Linked DNA regions of Homo sapiens: region 2 is linked to region 1. Evidence: chromatin contacts called from ENCODE Hi-C data. All regions are on one chromosome and are shown on one strand. The core of a region is the stretch at or near the end of the contact, and the rest is flanking DNA. Distances in the headings are between cores, read along the strand shown. Region 1 holds the start of LINC02852 (long intergenic non-protein coding RNA 2852). Region 2 has its middle 110 kb from the start of SPATA8.

Region 1 (5,108 bases), core at 665-3,164:
CAGAGCTCAGAGGGTACAAACTAGAAATCAACCCACCAAGTTCATTTCTAACTCAAGCCTTGGTGTTGCGATTTTACCTACTGAAATGCTCTTCCCTGCAAACTTTGCCTGGCCTCCTCTTCCTCTCCAATCTAACACTTTACCTGGCCTGGCTTTCTTCTCTTGGGAAAGGTTGCAGTGAGCCGAGATTGCACCATTGCACTCCAGCCTGGGTGACAGAGTGAGACTCTGACTCAAAAAAAAAACAAAAACAAAAACAAAAAAACATAGCGTCTCCTCCTGTTGAGGGAAAGGATGAGCCGTCTAGCCCAGGGAAGAGCCGAAGTCAAGGTGCTGGGGGCTGCCAGGATGCAGGTGGCTCTTCGTAAGCATGGGTGCTTGTGGAGAAGTGGTGGGCAGCCACGTGGAATCCAGGTGTGCAGAGGGCAGACTGTGAGTGTCTTGTGTGGGGTGCTAAGGAGCTAGTTCTTCCTGTTGAAATTCAAAGGCCACTATTGAACGGGAGGGAGGCTTTATGGGGTGTGTTTTAGGAAGGTGATAGGGAAGCAGAAGGAAGATAGAATATTGGGGCCTGGAGTGACGGAAGGAGAAAGGGCTCCCAGTATAAAGACCACTGCATTCATATAGTCAGGAGGGAACGGGTCCCTGGAGACCAAGGCAACAGGTCCATGAAGGTCATGTCTAGGGAGCACGACTGAGTGAATCCACTCAAGAAAGATGATCTCCTACACTTTTCTTTCACATTCGCCAAAATGAGGCTGTAATTGAATGTTTGCATCCCAGGTTTGAAACCTAATCTCAGAACCAAATCTTCCCCCTTTTTACAGGTTCCTGAAAGTCCTCTGGCACCTTCAATTGCCTGTATTCATCATAAGTCTGAAGTCCCTTCTCTTAACGCAGCGAATGCCTCTGCTTCTTAAAGAAGCTAAGCTCATCTCCAACTCAGGGCCTTTGTGTTTGCCATTCCCTCTTCTTGGAATGCCATTCCATGTGATTTTGCCTTCTTGGCTGCTCCTCATCACTCACCTTATTACTTAACCATTACCTCCTTAGGGGGCCTTTCCTACCCACTTCCCAGGGTGCCATATTTCCAGCTTTTACTTTCTTTGCCCTTTCATCATTTAAAATGGCCCAGCACTCTTATTTGTTAAAGTATTTATTCTCTCCCTTTCCTCAATAGAATGTCTTGTGGGGTAAAAGAATAAAGATTTTTCTCTGGCTTTGTTGCTTTGACCTCAGTACATACAACAATGCATGGCACATAGTAGATGCTCAATAAATTTGTATTGAATGAGTGACCCAAGGAACCAGAAAGGTGAAAATTAGGATCTGAAGATACCCTGTTGCTCAGGAGCCACCATTTATTCTCTTTTCTCAACGACATTCTCTTCCTCTATTATTATATTAATCCACCCACAAGGAGAGGAGAGACTTGCATCAATGCAAGAGCAAATTCTCCAAGGCAAGTAATAAATCCCACTGCAGGTTTTGCCCAGTGGATATCAGTTCTGGTAGTGGGAAGCATCACTTTTTCTCTGGGCAAGGTACATATCTATGTGACAGCCTCTGTTTATAATAGCTACCACAGAGACCAGACAGGAGGCATTAAAAATTAAACAAGAGAAGAGTCGATCAGCTTCCAATCTTGGGTTTATAGACAGGAAAATGCTTAATGACAGGTGGTCTCTGTACCAGAGGTGGCCTCTGAGAGACATTTCTCTTGATTTTATTTTTTAATTAACTTTTATTTTCAGTATTTTGTCCCCCTTTTCTGCCCCCGATGGAATAATATTTAAATGATAAAAGGCTCACCGCTGTTTCCAGAGCAGCCCAGATCACCTCTCCACCCAGCTGCAAGGGGAGGGAATCTTTAAAGATCACTCTGTTTTGGAATTCTAATGTTGCCAAGTGGCACACATGGATTCTCATCATATGGCTCCCAACTGCAGTTCTTTAAGCTAAAGAGTGCAGTTCTTCACGCTTCCTTGTGACAGTCTCCTAATTACCCATTCTGAGCCCTCTGAAACAGCATTCCTCCTAGTTAAGGATCTCTGCCATCACCGCAAGACACCAGTGAGTTGACTATATTTTATTCAGCATCTATCCACTGTGCATGAATAGTAAAATAGGCACAGTCTAAGGCTTACTATGTGGCATTAAGATATATTCTGACTCAGAACAGAGTCACTGTTAGATTAAATATAGAATATATATATATGAATACACACATAAACTTTTATTATAATGTAGTCATTAATACTTCCAAGTAAGTCATATCTTACTTTAGTATGAATGCTGCCCTCTCATATCCATGATCTCGTCTGATTTTCACAGTCACCCAGGGAGATAGCAATCGTATTCTACTCATCTTACAGAAGTCAAAGCTAAGGCTCACAGAGGCTGAGTAACTTACCTAAGGTCATATAGCTAATGAGTGCCATAGCTGAGATTTGAACCTAGGCAGTCTGATACCAGAGCTATGCTTCACAACACTGAAATGTACAGGTGTGTCCTGAGGAATGATGAAAGGAGAAAAAAAATAATTTTGGAAGTATAGTAGGAATTAGATTGTGCAGGATCTTAAATGCCATGAGAAGTCATTTGGAGTTTATTTAAGTCACTTAAGGAAATATCAGGGTTTGAATGAAAGGTCTTTGAATAAAAAGACTGACAGTTTTACCCTCCACTTTGTCACTTTATTATAATTAAAATTATATATATATACATATATGTCTGTTATATTTGTGCCACTCTCTTTGCTAGAATGAATCTGTGACATGAACAGAGTCCTTGTGTGACTTATTCATTGCCTACCTACGTCAATGTCTGGCATATATAAGGCACTCAGTATTCATTGAGTGAATGAACCAAGGAAACCATGTCTAAAGCTCCAATGCCATCCCAAGCCTGGACCCCGGGTTCCTTAAACTAAAAGCACACCATTGTCCAACACAGCTGTCCTAGATGTTGAACAGAATGACCCCTTGGACCCAGCCCCATCCGGTTCTGCCCATCCCTCACAACAGACTTGGAATATAAACCTGGCCTCAGGTTTTCTTAGAAGACAAGATGGCCTTGTTCTGGTTTGCTGAATGTAGCATACCACTCTGGATTACCTGATTTGATAGGGACTCTTGTCAAAAGTGGTCACCTTGCCTATCTGCTGTGCAATTTCCCTTTATTATTAAGTGTTGTATCACATAGCTTCATTTGAACAGTAGTAAAAGAGGAGGCAAAAAAAGAAAAGAAAAGAAAAGAAAGAAACCACCCACATGTGAACTCACCCCTCCCTGTTCATTCCGACCTTCGCTTCATTGCCTCCTCCATATCCTCCACTGTTAGTACAGAGCACTTAACCTTCCACGGGGTATTTTTATGCTCCATTTTCTGTGCCATTATGAAGGAGATGAAAGTAAATGGAGTTCTCTTTGGATGGGAGCTGTTATCACCCACTTACGGGCTTTCCCACCCTTCCCACTTCCCAAAGGGGAAACACAGATGCAAAGAGAGTGAAGGTGTTTTCGAATTAAATGCATCTCAGAAAGCCAGGTAGGCAAGAACAAATATGCCTTTTGCTAGGAATGCCAAACTAGTAAAGCACCTCCAATTGATCTGCACGGAAGAGCATTTACTTAGTAACAAAGCAGACCAGTGCAAGACCGGCTAAGCTGTCTTGTTTACTCCCTGCCGGGGTCTTGTGCTTCTCATTTCCAACACTTGTCACACACAACTACTTGTGTAATGTCTGCTTTCAAGGATATTGTTATGATGATCTATTCTCATGTAACTTAGTGGCTGAAAACAATAACAGACATTTGCTTTGCTCACAAATATGCAATTTGGGTCAGGCTCATTAGCAGTAGCACATGACTGTTATACACAGGGCAGCTGTGTTAGCTCCACTGAGGTCTGGAAGTGAGTTATCTATTCCAAGATAACTCACTCACACAGCTGGCAGTCCTTGCTGGGAACTGAGGTGGGGCTGTTGGCCAGAGGGCCTCAGGTCCTCTCCAAATGGGCCTCCCCATGAAGCCCTTTGGCTTCCTCAAAACAGGGTGGCTAATTTGCAAATGCGAGTGTTCAAGACAAGAAGAAGAAGTCATCAATCTCTTAAGGGCTGGTCTGACTGTTAGGAGTGAATTGTGTCCCCTTGAAAAGACATATTGGAATCCTAACTACCAGTACCTCAAAGCATGACCTTATTTGGAAATAGTATCTTTGTAAATATAGTCAAGTTAAGAGGTAGTCATTAGGGTGAGGCCTCATCCGACGTAACTAGTGTCCTTAATACAAAGGGTACATTGTGACAGAGACACAAATGTGCACAAAGAGAAGACAATACAAAGACTCACAAGGAGAATGCCATGCAGAGATCAAGGCCGAGATGGAATGATGCATCTACAAGCCAAAGATGGCCAGCAAACCATCAGGATGTGCGGAGAGGCATTGGACAGAGTCTCTTTCAGAGCCTCAGAAGGGACCAACTCAGCCAACACCTTATCTTGGACTTGCCACCTCCAGAACTGTGAGACAATTAATATTGTTTTTAAGGCCCCCATGTCTATGGTATTTTGCTATGGTAGCTCCAGGAGACTAATATACTGATACCACATCGCTGTTGACCAAAGCAGTCACAGAGCCAGCCCAGAGCATCAAGAAAATTCTTGGCCATCTTTAAGGACCACAGATATGGAAGCAGAGGCCATGGCTATCTTGTTTTTCACTACTTCACCACTGCCTGGTACATGAGTGGTGTACAGTGGATCTTTGTTGAAAGAAAGAAGAGGTTCCTCATTTTTTTTCTGCCTCAAATTGATTTAAACCTAACCTTCCTACTGTAATATTTCTTTCTAAAACATTCTAGTTTTTAGTACACAGACAAAAAAGGTATCATGATGGTTAGTGGCGTATGTTTCACTTCTACATTCTAAATTACAGTATTTCAAAGAAGTGTGTAGCCTACTATCCTCTGAGCCTCCACCTGCTGCCCGTGTACAGGCAAGGAGACTCGGTATGGCTGGAGCCCTAGGAATTGGGAAACTGTCAAAGAATCAGACCAGCACTGTATTTCCAGCCTCTTTTCCCATTAGGGATATACACGGACCTCT
Region 2 (5,108 bases), core at 1,381-3,880, 2.3 Mb before region 1:
GGAAACACCCCGCTCTGTTCTAACAGACCAGTTGGCCAGGTTTACGTGTAGGTGTTGCATGGGAACTTGAAAAAGAAGGGAAAAAAATCCAAATTGTATACTTTATTAGAATAATATACGAAAGTATAGCAATATCTATTAAGTTAAATGAGGCAGTTTGATAAGCTTAACACATTAATAAACAATTAACATTAAAGTGCTAATTAAATTCTTTCCCCTGTGTCAGTGAAATAGTTATGTATTTGACATGTAAAATTAAATTTAAGTGATTTTTAAGTTAGAAATTCTTCAACAAATGCTGCACATATGAAAAATTTACCTTTAATTACAAAATTATATGTTGTCTTCAGTTTCCAATGTCAGATTTTTCTCAGCATGATTATTCTTTTACATTTTAAAATATCATATGAATACAAATCAGCGTTTTTAAAGAATACATAGCATTACATTCTGAGGATTAGGACCCATGCTATTAACTCAGAATTACTTTGAAGGATTACTTTAAATATACTATATTTAGGACTACTTTAAAACTATATGTTTAATCAGGTACGTATTTTTCATTTAAAGCAACGTTCACAGTTTGTAGTGAGTAAATATAAAAATAAGACTTAACTTTTCAGGTTCTGGCACATATGTTTTTCTTTAAAAATTGCATTCTATATTCCATTAACTGGGTATTTCATTTTTAATCACAATTGAGATATTTCTTTCAATATTTTCAACTTAATGTACGTAAGTCTTTTGTTGGAAAAGTGTCTGTAAATGAATCCTAAATACAAGCAATCACATTATTTATTAAAGAAAATAGAAAGTTACATGTAATATACTTATGATGTCTTTTCAATATGCAAAATATATATCATTTGTAGGTGATTTTAAAACAAAAAAAAATTCCTGATAGTGTTATTTAAGCAGATCATCATGAAAAATATTGCAAGGCATGACATACGGTTAAAGTTCTCAAACTTGTAAGTCAGAAATAAACTATTAGTTGTCACATGGGAAATACTTTGGCACAATTAAGACACTGCATTAAAAGGGAATATTCCCTGAACATTATTATACCCAATATGTCAACAGTAGAAATGTGATAAAAAATGAAACTATTTGTTAGAATGCAATTTAGAAAACCTGATAGGTTGTCCATTTTATTCAGTTTATAATTAAGATAGTGTTTAAATCTGAAATGAATTCTATATATGCATGTTCAATAGACTATAGCACAACAATAAGAATGGAATCACATCTCATTTTATCGTAAATTGTGTAATAAGCGATAAGGTAAAAACTAGGGCTAAAATCCTTCCAGCAAAAATGAAACAGAGCGACCTCAATTGCCCTAATTCATTCTGCTTTTTTCCTTTTTTTTTTTTTTTTTAAGTCTCTTCATTTTCCCTCTGTTCACGTTATTAGCTTACACATGAGTGCGTTATTAGAAAATAACAAAGCCAAACAGGGGGACTTCGAAGGAGCGGGAGATAGGTTCCTTCTACAGCTGAAAGGTATTCTCATTTCATTTGTTAGGAGTTGCAAAAATAGTTTTATAGCCAGGGAGGGACAATGACCTTTCTCTTTCAACAAGCTTGGTGGTTGGTCTTTTGATGGAAAAACTAGGGGATACAACATCTGGTAATTTGTGTTACTGAGCTTAGCTGAGGTCTTAACGATGTAAGCAGATTATTCTTGAAGAAGAACAAAAAAAATTCCGGAAGACTCAATGGACTATTTAAAGTTATTAAGCAGTGCATTCTAGCACTTCAGATCTCTTTTCTGATTCATTTTCCCTTTAATGCTATGCCTTCGAAGCAATTTTTTTTTTTAGGTCTCCCTCCTTCCAATTCCAGTTGACTTTTTTGGTGGTCCACAGCTGTTTTGTCATTCATACCGGCCTCCTTTTTTCCATCACAGCAGAAATGATTACTTTGCTGATTAAATTTTCTCCTTCAGAACTTTAGGAAGCTCTCCTTCACCCCCGGGAGTCATTGCGAGACCAGAAGGGTCAAGCAACACCAAATAGCAACAGCCAAGCCTCCGCAATTTTAAAGAAAGAAAAAAAAATGTGAACAGGAGCAATGCGTGAAGAAAATGACCCACCCTGTCCAGGATTCTAGGCAAAAAAATAAATGAAAGATGGTACTAAGCAGTTGCTGTGGAATCCTTTCCCCACATGCATCATATTAAAATCACATCTAAAGTTTGTGTTTCTTACTCTGATATAAATGGTGTGGGGTTCATTTTGTATATTTACTTTGCCCCAGTAAGAAAAAAGAGACCCAAATGAGATGCATCCTGCAAAGCTCGGAAATATTCTTAGCACTCTTTTTAAAGAAAAAAAGAAATATTCTATATTGAAGTAAGTCAGTAAATAAACATTAACTTGAATATTCAAGTTTATCTGACTTAACTCTGGCAAAAAAAAAAAAAAAGATATTGCTGTAACTTTAAGTTTTATCTGAAAGTCTAAGCAAGTCAAAATACAGAACACAGAAGGAGCCTCATAGACTGTAGCCCACCTGGAAAGCAGGGGTTCTGGTCTGCATCAGGTCTGCCTCCCAGACAGAGAGCTCGCATGTGCACACAGACTGGCTCTTTGATTAGCACATTGCTTTACAGTTATGAAATGAAGGAAGCAATAACATTACACACCAATTTCAATCTCTCCCGTGCCTACAATTCTTCTGGATGGCAGGACATTATCTTAGATCACTATTTCTTCAAGTCAAAGGGCTTCACAGAGAGCAAAGTATATTACCTTAAAAGAGAAAGAGAAAGTGAAAGAGAATGAGAGAGAAGAAAAAAAAAATAAAGCCCACAAACATTCTGACGAAGGATTCCTTTTGGAAACGAACACCAAACAATTTTCCATCTTAGGGTAGCTACATAATAAAAAATATGGTTCACATGATTTCTGTCAACATTTAGACAAACCATTGTATGTTGATTCATTGCATATTTAATATTAAGTATAATTTCCCATGTTACAATATTTTCCCACGTGACTTCTGAACTTTCTGGAATTGCCGGGAACAGGAGAGGTCTGTGCCACATAAAAAGTAATTCCAGCCCAGATTATTTTTGAAGAATGCAATATACTAGATATATTTGAATTTTATATAATATTTATATTATATTACCTTCAGTATTGCTTTGCTACATTTTAATTTTTTTATGTATGAGTCATTTATAATTAAGATCCCTTTAGGTAAGAGAGCAGTCAACTTATTTCCAATATACTTTAAAAGGTTTCTTCTTTTAATAAGATTGGCAGTTAAATAAATATTTTTCAAATTGAACTAAAATCTACACTGATCATTTCAGTTTTTTCAACATTTGCCCGACATAGTGTTTGAATTGACACTATTTAAAGTCAACAGAAACAGTTGGCTACTTTATACTCTCAATTTACCTCTATATTCTATAGACTTTTTGTAATTAAATATAATTTACTCAAGTTTACAATTTTTTCTTTCATTACTAAGATACAAAATGCTTCAAATGCATCATGTCAGATATACTTGAGCATTTGGTACTTGTCTTTCCATCAGTTCTGCCAGTTTCAGATTCAAAGCAGCATTTGTTGAAGTTCTACCGCAGGAAGAAAAAAAAGTATCCATTTTTGGTTATAAAGGGCAACTGCATAATCAGGGTACTGGCAGATAAACAATGGCAAAAAAGAAACCATTAAAACAGAAAAACTGATGAAATCCACACACACACACACACACACACACACACACAGTTTATCCTTCCACCTAACCTAGCTAAGTCCTTCACATAAAGTTATGCTCACTTATCAAACCAAAATTTTCACCACAATTGGGTTGGTTAATTTTCTTGGTAAAAACTTAGAACCCTACCCCATCTTAATGGCAGATATGTTTCTGAATCAGCAGTGGGACTCTACTTTAGTTATGGAGACAAGCAAAGGAAAGCCCCAAAGGCAGTTCGTGTTCTGGTAAATTGTGCTCATAAACAAAGGATTTCATCAGAGGATTTTAATGTTTTTCCTTGAATCACTCACATGGTTTCAACTACTCTCTGTACATGTCAGTTTCTTCACATAAAACAGGGAGGGTGGCCTAAGAAAGAGCTAACTAGGCCTGGAACTTCTCATTTGATTAATTCCCCTCCTTGGTTTTATCAATATCCAGTCATGTCCTTTTTCACATTTCATCTTTTTTCGTTGTCATTCTGAATCTACTCTGCCACTTCTATCCTTAGAATCCCATTCTTAAATTTACCCTTTTAACCATATTCTTTCATCTTTGTATTAACTACCCCATGGAACCACTTTGATTCTAGCAAAATCCTACTCAAAGCCTGTGGTTGGTCACTGAATACAATCCAAATCTCGGGCTGATTTTCAAGGCTGTTCACGATCTGAGCCTACCTATCTCCCCAGATTTCTCTTCCAGTTTTTCTAATAAGAAGATCATATAGTGGAAGAGGCACCAGACATGGATTCAGGAAACTTAAATTTCAACATAATTTATTATACGAACACTCTGTACCATTTAAGTCATCTAGTCTCTCTGAACTTTAGTTTCCACATACCAAACATTGACAACTGGTGGTCTATGGGCCAGATGTGGACCCAGGTGTGTTGTTTGCTCGAGAGAATTTATTTCGCCCTTTGGGATTATCTGTGAGGTTCGGTGGTCAGTGGCATGTAGATCCCTGCCTCATCTCCAAAAAAGGGGTATTGATGCCTATCACACCATATTGGTGGTGGATTAAGTTAGGTAATATAAGGAGAAGTCCCAGGCTAGTGCTTGTTACAGGAGAGATTTTCAATAAAATTTAGTTCAATTTAAAACAGTTTCACTTGACTACATCCATCTTCTGATGTGAGTTGTATGGATAACTACAAATACATTCTGTCGTTTTCTATTTCTGAGCTTTTGCTCTGATATCCTCTAAAACCACTCTCCCTTCTCTGCCTAGAGAAATCTCAAGAACAGGCCTGAATGTACTTCCTCTCCATAAATCATTTCTTGAGTCCCTGATGACTCAGTCTGAATAGCAGTCTGACTGAATGGCATCAGTCTGAATGGCAGTAATAATGCTACTGGACTTAGAATCTTCAGGCCCAGTAGAAAACTTGA

The links. A loop is a pair of places that touch in the nucleus more often than their neighbours do. Pooled maps may share reads with other maps.
Region 2: a loop to region 1 is called in a map with no recorded cell type, with 3 times the contacts of the local background. The contact joins the enhancer-like site here to the promoter of LINC02852 in region 1. A Hi-C loop is called at or near these places in 1 of 168 maps with a recorded cell type or tissue (endothelial cell of umbilical vein), 1 of 37 single-sample maps with no recorded cell type and 4 of 50 pooled maps.

What each region holds. Positions count from the first base shown.
Region 1 is chr15:94,586,062-94,591,169 of GRCh38, reverse strand. LINC02852 (long intergenic non-protein coding RNA 2852) reads left to right here and starts at 1,914. Exons shown (of 3, transcript XR_932641.4): 1 at 1,914-2,073.
Region 2 is chr15:96,887,835-96,892,942 of GRCh38, reverse strand. No RefSeq gene overlaps it. Among named protein-coding and RNA genes, the nearest start is that of SPATA8, 110 kb to the right of the region's middle. Within about 2 kb of position 2,630, at least 4 of the 41 ENCODE cell types and tissues checked have a DNase peak (open chromatin) inside an H3K27ac peak, as active enhancers do; they include endothelial cell of umbilical vein, where a contact is called at or near this core.